Linked DNA regions of Mus musculus: all the other regions are linked to region 3. A link is a loop called in an ENCODE intact Hi-C map of the cell type or tissue named here. Cell type or tissue: gastrocnemius. All regions are shown on one strand.

Region 1 (2,500 bases), 70 kb after region 3:
GTTATCAGTTTCAATAGTGCTATTTGTGGGCCTCAAGAGCTGGTCTGTGTACAGGACCGTATCTGTAGGTAATAGTGGTGCCTTCTCTTCCTAGTGGCTACTGCCTTGTCACCTCGTTTAATCATGCATGATTGTACAAACTGTTTTTCTCCTGGGGGTGAGTCTGCTAAAGCTAGACACCTTGGGAGACCCACTGACTCACTGGGGCCACAGAGCTTTGCCTAGAAAAATGCCTGTTGTTTCTGAAAGCAGCTTTCTACTTTAGGGATGGGATAGGCAAAGCTCCAGCTTGCTTCCAGGGTGGTCACAGGGATCCAGGGTGACAGGATGAGGTGTCCAGACCACTTGTGGGACCCCATTTCTGGGAACCTTTACACATGGAATGTCTTGGGCCTATCTTCTTTTCCCAAACACATATTACAGCAGGAGCCAGCACTGGGCCCTAAACAGTGCCCAGAAACCCTTTAATAAAATTTCTCTATGTCTCATTTGTGAGGGAAACACTGGCACTCTTAGAAATTCAGCCAGAGCATTTGGGAGGCTCAGCTCTCGGACTTCCATGCTCTCTGTGGTTTATATAAATGCTCTTACAAAAGAGTTCAGGATCTGATATCTGGCTTAAAACACACACACACACACACACACACACACACACACACACACACACACACGAGAGACCATTAAGAGATGGAGAATGGGTATGGGTATTTGTTTTGGGGACTTGCTTTAGAAAAGAATTAAACTACTTTTAGTGGCAAGAATTAGCCTGAGGGAAATGGGATTTAAAGAAAGAATATTCTGTATAATTTTAATATCATTCTCCAGCTGTGAACTTCTTTTGGTGCAATATAAATTAAAGAGTGAAATTGAGAACGGAAAAAAAAAAAAAGACTGAGTTTCAAAGGCACCCTGGTCCTTGGGGACTGTAATTGTCATGGTACAAAGCTAGCAGTCCTGTGGGCACAGACTGCAAAGGAAAAAACCACTGGTATAGCTGTAGGTAGAGCTGAGTGAGTGGAGACCTGCTTACCCAGCAACTACTATTTGTGGAGAATGGTTTGCAGAGTTAAGCATTTACCAGTGTAAACATTATGAGTGAAGACTGGAAGTCCATGTGGGTTAGGGTTGATGCTGTCTGCACTGGAGAAGGTACCTGTGGTACCCGCAGTAGGTTGTTATCCTGACATACATTCTGCATGGTGAATTTCAACTCTTGAAAGCTACTTGAAAGCTCTTGAAATCTGCTTGCTTCTATAGCTTGCTTCATTAAGTTTTAAAATTCCGTGTAACTTTTAGTATTATTTTGCCAAGTTTTGCAAGATAGCACGTTGGAACTTTGAAGAGGCTCTTGAGTAATCTCTACAGTTTGGGGAAAATGGCCTACATGGAGTTGAAGTTTGGTGTCTTCTATTATATAATGCCGCCACCTAGTGGTCAAATTGGCAAACAACTTCCTAATGCATGCATCTGGAGTCTGTTTCCACAAATGGAAACAGTTTCTTAACTTTTCAAAATCAAGAGCATTCCAAAATACATGCAATTAGAGCCCTGGGGTCAGAGCAATCTTTTCATGAAGAGTAATATTTCCCTGTGTATTCCGACGTCCAAATCAAATAGGGAAGCAAACATCTCGTTGTCTTTACTGTCCACGAAAAGCCGAACAGTTTATAACAGGTTTCTGGTCTTGGAATTAAATAGCCGCTCAACAACAGCACACTGGGTGTGACCGTGGTGTGGACGCTGATTTACTGAAAGAGCCAGCCTAGGCTCCTCATTTAATTTCTGGAAGAGCCCTGGTCCACCCTGGTCCCTTTTTCCTGGGACAGTCACTTAAGATGGAAACGCCCTGTGATTTTGGCTCAATTATGTGTCAAAGGCAGCACCGAGGGTCCAATACCTTGTCCCTTGACATAGTGGCTAACTGTGGGGCTCTGTGACATGAATCAAGGATGAACACTAGGTCTGTGCTCTTGTGATGACTATATGTGACTACAGAGAATTCAAATCAAAGCTGCTCTGAACTGTGACGTCTTAGAATTTTAAAATCCACACCATGTTTTAAATAAAAATCAAGTTAAAATATCTCCATTTTAAATTTTGAATTATTACACTTTGAAGTGTACTATATCATATTGGATCATTACAGAAAAATTTAATTCTTTTAATATTTCAAATGTGACTTCTAAAGAATGTGCTGTTGTATAAACGGTCTGGCGTGGTGACGTGTGTCTGTAATTCTGGCTCTTGGGAGGCTAGGTAGGGGAGCATCAAAGATTTGAGGCCAGACTGGTCTACAGAGCAAAATCTTGTATCACAAACAAGATGCAGAAAAACACACAACATCACAGTGATAACACAACACAAAAACATAAAACAAGCACAAAGCAAAACCCAACATAACAAAACAAATATCTGCCTGGCAATGTATTTCTTTCCTTTATTCTCTGTCTGTCTGTCTGTCTGTCTGTCTGTCTGTCTGTCTGTCTGTCTCTTTGTGTGT
Region 2 (2,500 bases), 96 kb before region 3:
GCTGTGATTTCTGATTTTTCCCTTGAGAGTTAGTTCAGTTAGAGAAAGTCACGGTATAAGCACGCCCGTGCCATGAGCAGCCTCTGTCTCTGCTGCCCCCTTGGGGATGAAGAACCCTCTTTGCCCAGGTTTTCTGTCTTCTTGATCTCAATGGATACTGATGTGGTCCCAAGGTTCTGAGACCATCAAAAGCCTCTTCCTCGACCAAAATGTATGTTATGGGCTCAGTTCTCTTCTCCCAACAAAACAAAAGCCAAACAACAACAGCAAGAAAAAAAAAACCCCAAACCCCACCCTGGAAGCAAAGTCTCCACAGAAGTAGGTTAAGTGAGGGTGTTGCCCTAATGTCACAAGATGATTCCTTTCTACGAAGGGACAGCACAGAGCCAGGCCTCTAGCTACCTGTCCCCTCCCATGCATCCAGCAAGTCAGGACCATGTGAGCCCAGAGAAAGGCTGCCAGCTGCACCCCTAGAGCACAAGCCTCACTCGACACCAACGTTAGCAGGAACCTGAGCTCAGATTCTGAGCTTAGGACCCCATGGAAGAGGTGTATGTGTGTTAGATGAGCCTCAGGCCTATGGGGCTGTGTTACAATAGCACTAGCAAGCAAATAGTTTTTGACCAAAGCTCATTTAAAACAGAGTAATAGCAGAAGAGAATGGGAGCTTAGAATGAGCTCCCTGGGATGCCCAGGGCCACTAATACGAAATTCCAGCTCAAATGATATCATTTTAATTTAAAATGTGAGAGCCAGGCATGGCATCACGCACATTTTCCCCATACACACACACACACACACACACACACACACACACACACACCCTTTTGAGACAAATCTCATGTAGCCCAGGTCTTGACCTCTTCATTGCAGTTAAGGAAGACCTAGAACTTCTGTTCCTTTTGTTCCTGTACCCAGTTTATGTTGTACTGGGGATCAATCCCAGGGATGCAGGCTTGGTAGGTAAAGTCTCTATGGACTGAGCTACACTCTCGGCCTTCTGATACATTGTTGTGACACAGAAAGCTTCTGTTTTCCCAGTTAGAAAGACTCTTGGTCAGTTTGTTTAAATATAAGCTCACTCTTCGTGCACAAACTCCTGGTTCCCGTTTTCTATCCCGGTAAATGCCGATGCTTATCAGTCCTGTCTTTTAGGCAATAAAAGAGAAAAAGGTAAGCAAAGCTCTAATATGCAGGAATCCTTCATGGGTCGGTGAAGGTGTGCAGTGCCTAGCTGCTACCACAAGGTGGCAGTGCTCTCTCAATGATGACTTAATGTTGGGCCACCTGCCTGGTGGCGCCTTTTGGGAAAAGCCTATGAATTCCCAGCCCAGGCTGCTGGATCTTCTCTGAGCTTTCTTTAGTCTGTTCTAAGTACTGAGGTCTGTAGCTTGCCTGTTTCTTAATCTTAAGACCCCATTTCTCTCCTTGAAAGAAGCAGAATTATATGTACGTTGTCTGGAGTGATTGCAGACAGCGCCCATAAAGTCCCCTTTTCTCTGCCTTCAAAAGCATCACCGGAAAGTTTAGTTGGATGTGAAACTTCAGAACCCTCCCACATAGGACAGAGGTGCCGCTAGGCCACTTATGGCCTGGTCTTTGTCTAACTTGGATGTTAGGACACTCCCTGGACATTTCTGGCTTTGGAGTCTCGGGTAAAAACAAAACAAAAACCAAATCGGTGACAGTCATAGCTCTGGATGCTGAGATTCCATGTGAACAAACACAAACTGTGAACTACTGAGTGCTGGGTTTGAGGGCACTCTGGTACAGCCCCTGGAGAAGCGGCTGGTGCACATTCTCACTGCGTGCCCTTTAAGGGTAAACAATATTTCCGAGGAACAAGAGCTAGGAAACTTCTGGATGAAAACCAAAAAGCACAGCCCCTGAGCCTCCGCTCTCCTGTCAATCATGGTCACTGGTTGCTTCTTTCTCAAGCTGTTCCTTGGCTCCAATGCTGCACACCTGTTCTTCTCTCTGCCCATCAAACTCTCTTAACAATGGCCTCCGTTGTCTCTGTGCGTTGTTTCTTTGGCTCAGCTGCTCTCCCCACTGCAGCTGTTGGGCATCGGTGACAGCTTCGCCCCTCTAGGTAGGAGTCAGTGTGGCAGCTTGGAAAGCACTTAGAATTCACAGTCAGGAAGACCTGGGCAAGAATCCAAGTTTTTCCACTTAGTCAATATGACAGTCTCTGGCAACTCCGGCACTCCAGGCTTCTTTTAGCCCCCTCTGTAAAACCTTTATGACACCCAGTTTTAGATAATTGGTTTAGCAAACATTCTCTCATCCGCAATATATGATGCTGGAGTGGATTATCCTCCATCATTTCTGATGTCTGACCTCTGTTATTGCCAAACTCGGTGATAGAGTTTAGGTCTTAGATACCCCCTAAAGACTCATGTTTACGAGTGGCTCAGAAGTCTGTGTTGTTATTAGGGGATAGGTGGGGATTTTAAGAGCAGGGACCTAACAGAAAAGTTTACTCATAAGGTAACAGCTT
Region 3 (2,500 bases):
AATGCTGTTATAATAGATTGGATTATTAGAGCTTATATTTTAGAAATGAGAAATGACTGTGTTTTATAAATTCACGCTTTTTTCTTTCTTTTAAAATCATTTGAAGACAGGAGTGAATGTACAAAGCATACATCTGGAAACAACTTGATTTCACCGGATACGGATTACAGAGCTGGGTCTTCATTTGAACTCTCTCCGTCCGATAGCTCTGATGGAACGTACATGTGGGATGAAGAGGGCCTGGAGCCCATTGGGAGTGTCCATCCTGTTGGCAGCTATGAGTCCTCTGAAATGAACAGCATAGTATGTATGGATTTCTCTACCCTTTGGGAGATTTCTTTTTATTTCTTTATACAAACACATACAAATACACACATACATAATTTATTATAAAGGCATTAGTGTATTGGTTAAGTTAAGCTAAGAACGTGACATCTACAACACTTTTAGTTGCTGTATTGAGAAGTGCCCCTTGGTGAAGGGGTGTCAGGGATGGTGCTTAACATGCGCTTCCTACAGAAAGAGTGGTGGACTGATGGACCAGTTGATCCAGGACCAAGTATCTGGGTAGGCTGTGCTGATGGACTACCTACCATTCTGTCGCCAGTCCAGTGTGCCTTTAATACAGTGGGAGGTTTTGGCTTTTATTCTTAACAAAGTCTTTTGTAGGTCTGGGCGACTCTCTAGGACAGCTGCCTATAATGACCTAAGCTGCTTTGGCTTTGGGTTTGACCTTGTCTTTGAAGCCCTTATTACCAAGACAGAAGGAGACAGGACTGTCAGTCACACCCTTGCAGTATCTAATTTGGCCTGCAAGTGGCTCTGGTGTTTTCATTCACACTTGAAAATCAGTTTGTCTGTGGTCCCACATAAGTACTAAGGGGATAGGAAAATAATCTCCCTGTGTCTGGAAAGAGGGAACTACAAGTGCCACCACATATTAATGCATAGTTCTTTTATAAAACATTACAAGCAACTTAGATACAGACACGCTAATAAAATGCAACTGGTGTGGTTAAAATGGCTCAGGGTAATTATTTAGGTTATGAAATAGAAATACTCACAAATCAAATTGGTTTATAAATATATAACATTCTAACTGGCTTTCAGGCAGCAAAGCTTTCTATATCTATATAAGCCTGTGGCACGGAGAAACCAGATACTGTTATGAAAGGCTTTTAAGTTGCACAGACATAGGTATGTGCCATTTGTGGAGTATCTTCATCTGGCCAGAACAAGGTTACAGTTTATGACTTGACTGTGTTCTTTATTAGAATTTTGAAATGTACAATTGAAGTGCTTATCAACATTTTGTCCAGTAGATGGCAGCAGTGAGCCGCTTAGAACTTGCTATTTTTAGAGATTATTGCAACTGACAAAAGGCCCCCTCTACTGAGTTTATAATATACTTGGGTGACCATGGTGTTAAAATCCTTCAGTATATTCCTTGATTAATATGCTTGAGTATAGCAGATGAGAAGCAACCAGTCCATCTGCTATACTCTCTCTGTACTTTAGAAAAAATAGGGGCTCCTGATTTTTTTCTTTGTTGCTTTTTGAGTTAGGCTCCCTGTCCTATAAGCCTCTATGTAGACTAGACTCAGAGATCCGCTTGCCTCCCAGGTGCTGAGTGAAGGTGCACGCCACCACGCCCAGCTTTGATACTGCGCTTTTCTGATCCAAGGGAAAGGCAAAGTCCAAGAAAGGACGGGCTTACTGACAAAGGCACATTAAGATCCTCTTGGGAGTTTTGATGGAAGTTCACATGTTTTGCTTTGAATAATTCCAGCTTGCTTTGTTTTCATGACACATCACTTCACTGGTCTGCACTGAGCTGTTTTGTTTCCACTGATGAATTTGTCACCCCTTTTTGCCCAGATATCAGTATACTTTGCCAATTTTATTTGTATAGTTTTCTTCCCTTTACAGTAAACTCACTTCATCCTTAGCACATAATTTATTTAACTTTTTTGGTCTTTTTTAACTAAGGAGTTCATTTGTACTTGGCATTTTTGATGTACTACACTTTGACATCTTACTATTTTTACTTAAATTGTCTTTTCTTTTTTTCCATTTTTTTCTTTGCTAAAATAATTCTCACTAATATATGTAACATAACTGCAGATGAACGTTAGTGTGCTGTCCCTTTCCTTGGGCATTACAACTGACAACTCCAGTCTGGGTTCATATGAGGGAATTGCTCTAGATTGTGCATCAGTTGTCACTGCTGATATAATTTAGATGAACCTCCTCCCTAACCTTCCTGTTGTGAATTTATCCCAGGGTCTTGTGCACACTGTGTAAGTACTCCAGCACTGTGCAGTACCTACCCTGCAGTGAGCCTCTATTTCCTGCAACTGATACAGCTTTTAGAGTGAGACTTTGTTTTTGACGGACCGGAGTGTTAAAGACATGCACAAGTTCTTCTCTTGTCAAGGATAAACAGAGATTTGAGACTGGTTCCTTTAAAGTTAATAGCCAGAGTCTCAGCTGTTTATGT

The links. Hi-C counts contacts between places; a loop is a spot of excess contacts. Peaks named below come from ENCODE experiments on the same cell type or tissue, not always from the same donor. Only the 100,000 strongest peaks of a DNase experiment are listed, where the experiment ranks them.
Region 1: a loop joins it to region 3, with 11 times the contacts of the local background. A loop is called at or near these places in 32 of 42 quality-filtered maps.
Region 2: a loop joins it to region 3, with 6 times the contacts of the local background. A loop is called at or near these places in 8 of 42 quality-filtered maps.

What each region holds. Positions count from the first base shown.
Region 1 is chr14:36,866,076-36,868,575 of GRCm38, reverse strand. No RefSeq gene overlaps it. Among named protein-coding and RNA genes, the nearest start is that of Gm25204, 100 kb to the right of the region's middle. In gastrocnemius, a CTCF peak has its summit at 1,431 (motif pointing left); a DNase peak (open chromatin) is centred at 1,433.
Region 2 is chr14:37,032,204-37,034,703 of GRCm38, reverse strand. No RefSeq gene overlaps it. Among named protein-coding and RNA genes, the nearest start is that of Rgr, 16 kb to the left of the region's middle. In gastrocnemius, a CTCF peak has its summit at 1,234 (motif pointing right); DNase peaks (open chromatin) are centred at 1,257 and 1,985; H3K4me3 peaks cover 681 bases.
Region 3 is chr14:36,936,387-36,938,886 of GRCm38, reverse strand. It overlaps Ccser2 (coiled-coil serine rich 2), which reads left to right. Exons shown (of 11, transcript NM_027045.1): 3 at 107-303. Among named protein-coding and RNA genes, the nearest start is that of Ccser2, 31 kb to the left of the region's middle. In gastrocnemius, a CTCF peak has its summit at 1,321 (motif pointing right); a DNase peak (open chromatin) is centred at 1,331; H3K27ac peaks cover 482 bases.